2 separate regions of the Homo sapiens genome follow, and region 1 is linked to region 2. The links are chromatin loops, found by intact Hi-C in ENCODE. Cell type or tissue: heart right ventricle. All regions are shown on one strand. Each heading gives the region's core, and the rest is flanking DNA. Links, peaks and the distances in the headings are about the cores only.

Region 1 (3,543 bases), core at 1,044-3,543, 210 kb after region 2:
TCTGTTTGTTGCATCACTCTGGTTGCCTGGGAGATGAATTCCCAGGTCATGAGCCCGGATTAGGGCTGGGTGGAGCAAGATGGAGCAGATGAGCTCATGAACAACACTGTTGCTGTTTGCACTGTGGACCTTAGTAACCTGCCAGAGAGAGACGGGCTTAGATCTTGCTCCTCCTGCATTCGGGCACCATGGACAGAGGAGGTCCTGGAGGGACCAGCATGGGTTTTAGGCTCAGTCATCTCTAGGTTCAAACCCCAGCTCTACTTTCTAATTCCTGTGTGACCCTAAGCAGATGGCTTTCCTTTTCTGATCCTCCGTTTCCTTAAATTGAGATGATACCATCCATCCACCTCCTCGACTTGTTGTAAGGGTTAAGTAATAAATGGATGACTGGATTTTGTAAAGTGACAATTGCTGGACAACAGAACTCATATGGCAGAGGACAGTATTGGCAGATACAGATCAGAGAGTATGGACAGCAGCTTGGTGACAGCTGACAAGGAGAGAAGTCTAGAAGAGCTCTGGGGTTTCTGCAGGGAAGGTGTTTGTGCTGAGTACTAACTTGGGGGAAGGAAGGGAAGGGAGCAGTTTGCAGGGAGAGATAGTGGATTCTCCTTTGGAGATGTGCAGTTTGAGAATCCTGTGAGTGGTGATGTCTAGGAGCCACCTGAAGCCTCAGAGAGCTGATCTGGAAGGGACTTGGGTGTGTTAGCTTAGAGAAGGCTGTGGAATGTGTGGGATACTCCCAGGAAAATGCACAGGGGCCTTAGGAGGGGACTCCAGCACAACTGCATTTATGGGACTCTTCTAGGAAAAGAACTCTGCAAAGGAGAATGGGGGTTGGGGGAAGAGGGGGAGAGGTGAAAGGACTTGGCCAGGGTCACAGAAGGAGTTAGTAGTTTGGCTGGTTTAGAACTCAGGTGTCACCTTACAGGTAGCATGGGAGATGCTATGCTGCCCAGCCTGACATCTCTCTCTCTCTCTCTCATTCCCTCTCTCCTAGTGTACTTACTATAGCTTAGCAGCTGGTATTCTTTGTTTTTAAGTGAAAGAAACAGACTTTACGTAATTTGGGGAGAAAGGGATGTGGGATAGTTCATTTAATCGAAAAGAAATGTTGAACACTATTTAGATGTCAGGAAGGACAGAATGGGGCCACTCTGGGGATCTGGAGCAAGGAAAATGGACATCTCAGGACACTGTCTCTGGAATGAATCAGCTTCAACTATTTCCCATCCTCAAGTCTCTCTGCATGAGGTTCAAATTCCCAGGAGAGAGGCTCTGCTTGGCTTAGCTTGGGCCATGTGCCCACCCCTAGTGAAGGAAGGTTGACGTCCTTTGATGGACGTTCCCAGTGAATCTGCACAAAGTGGTAAGAAAGATGTCCCAAAGAGGTATTGAGGGACTATGACCAGAGTAAAGACACATAAATGCTGCCAGGCAGAAGCCACAGGTGTCTACCCACCCCCACTCCACCCCAGGCCTGTACAGGGCTCTCTGGAGCCTTCAAAACTGGGTTAGAGGGCATTCCCTGGAGGAAGTAAGACCTGAACATAGAAGAATGTGATTGGCCAACCTGATTAATTCATCACTACCCACTTATACCTGGCAGGATCCCCAAGGAATGCAACAGAAGGTGGAACAGGGTAGCTTTAATGAGAGGGAAAAGAGAGGAAAAAAAGGCCTTAGCCATTTAGACTAATTAGAGATGAGGGAGGGGTGGGGGAAGGTAGGTCTGTGCTGCCAAAGTGCTTTTTATTTGCCAGCAATTGCTCTAAGTATTTTACATATCTTAATTCATTTATTCCTTTCCGCAACTCTACAAGGTACTCCATCATCACTCCTATGCCAAGGAGCCTGAGGCACAAAGAAGTTAAGAAATCTGCTCAGGGTCACCCAGCTAATAAATGATAGCACAGAATTCAAACCAGGGCCGTCTTGCTCTGGAGTGTGTATGGATAACCTCACACGGCTACACCAATGCCATGTTCTAGGACAGGAAATAAAATTTGCATCAGGTGATATATTAAATCAAAGATTTCCTTATGAGAATCTCTCAGACCTAACAGCTGGGTTTACTTTTCTTGTTTGAAATGCAATCCATTCTCTATGAAGAATATTTGAAAAACACAGAAAAGCACTGCTCCTAGTTCGGGCTGTTATAATAAAGCACCACAGACTGGGTGGTTTATAAACAGTAGAAATTTATTCCTCACTGTTCTGGAGGCTGGAAGCCCACGGCCAGGCTGCCAGCATGGTCGGGTGGTGGTGAGGGCCCTCTTCAGGTTGCACACTGCCAGCTTCTTGTTGTGCCCTCACATGGGAGAAAGAGGATGAGAGTGCTCTCTGGGGCCCCCTTTATAAAGGCGCTAATCCCATTCATGAGGGCTGCATTCTTATGGCCTAATCACCTCCCAAAGACCCAACTCCTAAAACGATCACATTGGGAGTTAGGATTTCAACATGTGATTTTTGGTGGGATACAAAACACACAGTCCATAACAAGCACAAAGGAAAGAGTAATGTGAACACTCAACTTCTTTACAGAAATAGTGGATTTTAAAACAAAATAGAAAGCAAAATTGTATTTATTTTAAGTTTTAAAATTTTTTTAGAAATGGAGTCTCATTTTGTCGTCTAGGCTGGAGTGCAGTGGCATGATCTCGGCTCACTGCAACCTCTGTCTCCTGAGTTCAAGTGATTCTCCTGCCTCAGCCTCCCGAGTAGCTGGGATTACAGGCGACTGCCACCACGCCTGGCTAATTACTATTATTATTATTATTATTATTATTATTATTATTATTATTTTGACACAGAGTCTCACTCTGTCACCCAGGCCGGAATGCAGTGTCATGATCTCGGCTAAGTACAACCTCTGCCACCCAGATTCAAGGGATTCTCCTGCCTCAGCCTCCCGAGTAGCTGGGATTATAGGCACCCACCACTGCGCCCCATTAATTTTTGTATTTTTAGCAGAGACAGGGTTTCACCATCTTGGCCAGGCTGGTCTTAAACTCCTGACCTCGTGATCCACCTGCCTCGACCTCCCAAAGTGCTGGGATTACAGGCGTGAGCCACCGCGCCTGGCTAATTTTTGTGTTTTTAGTAGAGATGAGGTTTCACCATGTGTGCCAGGCTGGTCTTGAACTCCTGACCTTAAGTGATTTGCCCGCCTCGGCCTCCCAAAGTGCTGGAATTACAGGCATCAGCCACCGTGCTCGGCCAAGAAATAGTGGTATTTTAAAACAAAATAGAAACGCAAAGTTAAATTTATTTATTTTAAATGGAATATCATACATACTGATTATTTGAGGCTGGCTCTTCCCATGTTATTTCTGTGACAATAAATCATCTTCAGGAGCATGATATTTAGTGGTTGCATACTGTTTCAGCCGTTTGTCCAACTGATGCCCTGCAATTGAACCACTTCTGACTTCCACTTATTCATGCATATAAAAGCAGCAGACAGGGCAGTCCGCATCCCCCAGCTCCCTTTTACTGTTTCTGTATATGCCTCCCCTGGCCTCAGGGTGCTTTTGTTTC
Region 2 (4,952 bases), core at 1,239-3,738:
AGCCACCTGGACAACAGACACAGCCTCCGATGACCTCTCTCCTCCATTCTTGTTTTCCTTGTCCATTGTCCACATAGCTGACCCTTCCAAAATGCACACCCAATCCCATGACTCCATTGCCTAAAATTTTCCTTATTGTTTTTAGACTAAAGTCCAAAATCCTTGATGGGAACTACACAGCTCTGTGATCTAGCTCCTGCCTTCAGTGTGATCTTGCATTGCTCCACTGTCCTGATCTCTATGGTCTAGCCAGTGAGCCTCCCTTAAGTGTCTTGCTCATTCTGATCACAGGGTCTTTGCACCTGCTGCCCTTTTTTCCTAGGATGCTTTTGTGCTATCAGTTCACTTTCAATTTGTTAGCTGTGGTTTATCCTTTAACTCTTTGCTGTGATGCATTCCTTGGTCTCTGTAAGCCTGGCAGGCTGTCATATAAGGATGCACAGGTTGGACGCTGCACAACTCTGGAGAGATACACTATTTGCATTTTAGTCTAAGTGAATGGAATCTCCCTTTAATCAGTGAGTGGAAAAAAAGGTGAGGCTAAGTCACCGAAACTGACAAATTATTGAAGAATTGCTACACATCAGCACTGTGCTAAGCATTTTGCATTATCAATCTCATTTACTTCTTCCAACAAACCAATGAGATGGTTATTAAAAAATAACTGTCCCTTTTACAGAAGGAGAAATGGAAGAATAGATGAAGTTGTTCAAGGTTACACAATTGGTCAGTGGTCAGAACCAGGATGAGAACCCTGGTCTTCCTGCATTTAAAACTAGGTTTCAGGCCAGGTGTGGTGGCTCATGCCTGTAATCCCAGAACTTTGGGAGGGCAAGATGGATCAGTTGAGGCCAGGCGTTTGAGACCAGCCTGGGCAACATAGTGAGACCTCTCTCTCTACAAAAAACAAAACAATTAGCTGGACATGGTGGCATGCACCTGTAGCCCTTGCTACTCAGGAGGCTGAGGCAGGAGGATCACTTAAGCTCGAGAGTTTGAGGTTGTGGTGAGCTATGATTGCACCATTGCACTCCAGCCTGGGCAACAGAGTAAAACTCTGTCTCTAAAAACAAAACAAAATGAAATAAAAACAAAAACCAAAACAAGACAAAAAACTTGAGTCCTCAGCCATTAAGCCTCCCTGAAAATTCAGTCTTCCCATCCTTTGAACTGGAAGGAAAGACATTATTCCACTATTTTCTTTCTTAAATCCTTCCTGTTTTTAAAGAAGGGTTTGCTGAGAAGGAAGGTGAGTATGAAGAGGGTTGAGGGAGACACACAGTGAGGATGGCTCCAGCTAATAAAGACAAGAGTGGCCGGGCGTGGTGGCTCACACCTGTAATCCCAGCACTTTGGGAGGTTGCGGCAGGCAGATCTCTTGAGGTCAGGAGTTAGAGACCGGCTTGGCCAACACGGTGAAATCCCCTCTCTTCTACAAAGAAAAGAAGTAGCTGGGTGTGGTGGTGCGTGCCTGTAATCCCAGCTACTTGGGAGGCTGAGGGAGAAGAATCGCTTGAACCCAGGAGGCAGGGGTTGTGGTTAGCCAAGATCGCACCACTGCACTCCAGCCTGGGTGACAGAGTGAGATACCATCTAAAAAAAAGCAAACCAGAGTGATAGACAGTGCAGGGTTAGGAGGGGGCCTGGGAGAAGAGGTGAGGGAGGGGGAACTGACATCCAGAAAAGAACCCACAAGCAGCTAAAGGACTGTATTATTGTTTTTTCCTGTGTGAGGTGCAATGTAACCTTCTCCCTCTCTTCTGTGAACCCTTCAGTAAAATCCCCATTACGCACTGGCACATATGGAGTGGGGACTGCTCTCTGAGGGGCTTGAGGAGCCAGGCCCCAAGGTGGGCTGGGGGAGCAGAGGTGGACAAGGGACGGATTCAGGAGAAAAGAATGTGGAGTCGGAATCCCCTCTCCATGCACCACACCTGCGTGACCCGAAGAAAGTCATCTCTTGTGTACCTCCGGGCTCCCACCTGGCACTGCCTAATCTTCATGCAGGGGCCATGAGGATGCTGAGAGGCCCACTTGGTACACAGGGCTTTGTGAACCAAAACAAGCCAAGGAAATGTCACTATTACTCTCACTATACCAGGAGTACCTGTAGTTTATACACATTGAATCAATTATGAGCTATGAATGAAAAATATAACTTGTGTGAGATCACGAAAATGTTCCCCCCGCGATGCCTTAAGGGCCGAGCAAGACTGTCAGTGACCCGATGGTCAGCAAAAGTAGCGATGCAGCGATATAACAGTAGGTGGCGCTAGATGCCATAGCTTTCAATCAAGTCCTGGTTTCTTTTAATCTCTTTCTCTGCCTCCCTCTTCTCTCACTTGATTGAAATGGAAATTGGCTGCCAGCATCAATGAGCCCCCAGCAGCCCTGAGACTGAGCTGGCATGCCAACAGCCAATGTGTTATCCACCCAGTTAAAAAAATTAATCAAATGCATTAATCTCATAAGCTCTTTTGAAAGACTAGGTATGAGGGGCCAGCAGTCCAGCTGTCAGACCCTGGGAGCTAATGGGAATCTGTACGATGGGCTAGCGGCTGCTGTTCAAAGTCCTGGAGGAGCTTCAGGAAACAGGAGCCCCGGGATGTGACAACCACTCTATTCTGTATCGTGAACCTTGCAAATGGCGTGTCTGGAAATGCGGGAGGCTTGAGATGGCAAATGGGCTCCAATCTGAGCGCTAGCTTCAATCTACCCACGAGTAGTCATTCTGTCTGGAGTGTCCTCCAGTCCAGTCTTATCAGAAGAAGTATCTGTGATTGATTAGCAATGTCTGCCACAGACCCAGTAAGGAACAGCAGCATCAATGTGCCCCATTACCATTCCTGCATGGGGGGGTGGGGGGGGGTGGGGGGCTTTACCTGTCTTTTCTCATTAAATATTCACAGCCACTCCAAAAGTTGATAGCATGATTATCTCTATTTTCTGATTAAGAGAACCGAGACCCAGAGAAGTTAAATAACTTGCCAGAGGTCACCCAGCGAGTGAGTGAGGGCTAGAACCAGAAGTTTAAACGTATCCTGTTGGCTGCAGGGCTCTGTTTATTGCATATTACACCACAGTTTACTTCCTTTCTTGGAAATGAAAAAATTTATTTGGCAATTCATCCTGGATAAATGAAACAAAGAGTGACCTAAGAAAGTATCCTTTCATATTGCCAATGTCCTGATAAGAAGGATGTGTGTTGGTGGTTAAGCCCCCAAGTGGCTTCCATCCGTTTTCTCTCTCCCTGGAAGAAGATAAAGTTGACATCTCTGCAACAATCAAGTGAACCCCCTGAAGGTCCAAAGAAACACAGCCTCCCATTGGCTAATAACTTTTAACCTCATTTTTTTTTTTTAATGTGAAGAGCAGAAGCAGAGCTGAGCTTAAGCCACTGGTGAAAGAGAAAAGAGCCAAGATTCAGGAGAGCTGCTTGGGGCTGGATGAAGCTTGACTCTTGGGCTGAGCTTTAGTGTGACACCAGAGATGCTGGGATATGAATTCTACAATGCTGTCCCCTGGATGCCATTCGATGGAAATTTACATGGATTACCTTTTGAGGCTCAGTGAGGGGCAAGAGCAGCTCACATATTTCTTAAATATCTATTAGGAGTTAGAAAATATCTGAGGATGTGGTGCTGAACAAGGGGCCATCCTTTCCTCAGGGATCTGGTGGTCTAGTAGGAGACACTTAACTACAATGTAGGAAAGTGCAGGCATCAAACCGTGTGGGGGCTGGAAGGGTTGTTGGCAGCGATTCAGACTGTGCTGAACACAAAACTTGGGGGAAAGGGTGTATCGGGGCTCAGAACATGATACCCCAAAACATGGTGCCTTGGCATGCTAAGTATTTTGGATGGAAAGAGATGGGAACAGGCTCAGAAACAAGGTCTCTCTGACTTTCTTTCCACCTCTCCTCTTTCTCTCCCGAGAAGGTCATAGAAACTGGAATTTCTCACCCCCAAGGTGAGAACCAGCTCTGTCTGGTTCCTTCTGTCTGAAACACCTATAGGGCAGAAAAAGTAAAACCTTTTACCTCACCCATCACAAGGGTCTTGGATGACATCACCATAACAAAAGACATATTAATGAGAGAAAAGCATAACAATTTTTTTCTTTTTTTGAGATGGAGTCTCGCTCTGTTGCCCAGGCTGGAGTCCAGTGGTGTGATCTCGGCTCACTGCAGCCTCCGCCTCCCGGGTTCAGAACATGAACGAGGCTTTTCACCCCCAAGCTGGCTCACAGAAACTAGAATTTCGCTCTCCCAAAGCAAGCCATAAAACCTAGAAAGGCTACTGTCTGGCCTCCTCCCTTCCATCCTGATGGTTCTATGTGACATGTTTCTGGTCCCATACCTGGGGGAAAAATGTCTTACAGAGACACAGAAAAGAATCTGAACAAACATGCCTTCCTAAGCACACCTCCCCTTAGGTTTACTACCTTTAGATAACACCCCTTTTTGTCCAATCACGTTTCTCTACAACTATCCACTCTTCTCATCAGACTTAGCATAAAAACACAGTTTTCCCTTGGTCTTTGGGTCTCCATTTCTGAAGGCTCCCATGTTATGTAAAACTTCGGTTAAAAAAATAAATGTGGCCGGGCGCAGTGGCTCATGCCAGTAATCCCAGCACTTTGGGAGGCTGAGGTGTGGGGATCACTTGAGGCCAGCCTAGCCAACATGGCAAAACCCTGTCTCTACTAAAAAAAAATACAAAAATTAGCTGAGTGTAGTGGTGCGTGCCTGTAGTCCCAGCTACTCAGAAGGCTGAGGCAGGAGAATTGCTTGAGCTGGGGAGGCAGAGGCTGCAGTGAGCTGAGATCGCGCCACCGCACTGCAGCCCGAGTGACAGAGCGAGACTCTGTCTCAAAAAAAATTGTTATGCTTTTCTTTCATTAATACGTCTTTTGTTATGGGGATATCATCCAAGAACTGTGATGGGTGAGGT

The links. Hi-C counts contacts between places; a loop is a spot of excess contacts. Peaks named below come from ENCODE experiments on the same cell type or tissue, not always from the same donor. Only the 100,000 strongest peaks of a DNase experiment are listed, where the experiment ranks them.
Region 1: a loop joins it to region 2, with 2.5 times the contacts of the local background. A loop is called at or near these places in 7 of 110 quality-filtered maps.

What each region holds. Positions count from the first base shown.
Region 1 is chr12:119,205,321-119,208,863 of GRCh38, reverse strand. No RefSeq gene overlaps it. Among named protein-coding and RNA genes, the nearest start is that of HSPB8-AS1, 23 kb to the right of the region's middle. In heart right ventricle, for the core only: a CTCF peak has its summit at 2,292 (motif pointing left); no DNase peak of the experiment used is centred there; H3K27ac peaks cover 993 bases.
Region 2 is chr12:119,410,681-119,415,632 of GRCh38, reverse strand. All of the region lies in intron 1 of CCDC60 (coiled-coil domain containing 60), which reads right to left. The region is part of intron 2 of PRKAB1-AS1 (PRKAB1, TMEM233 and CCDC60 antisense RNA 1); the gene reads left to right. Among named protein-coding and RNA genes, the nearest start is that of CCDC60, 78 kb to the right of the region's middle. In heart right ventricle, for the core only: CTCF peaks have their summits at 2,061 and 2,261 (motif pointing right); a DNase peak (open chromatin) is centred at 2,262.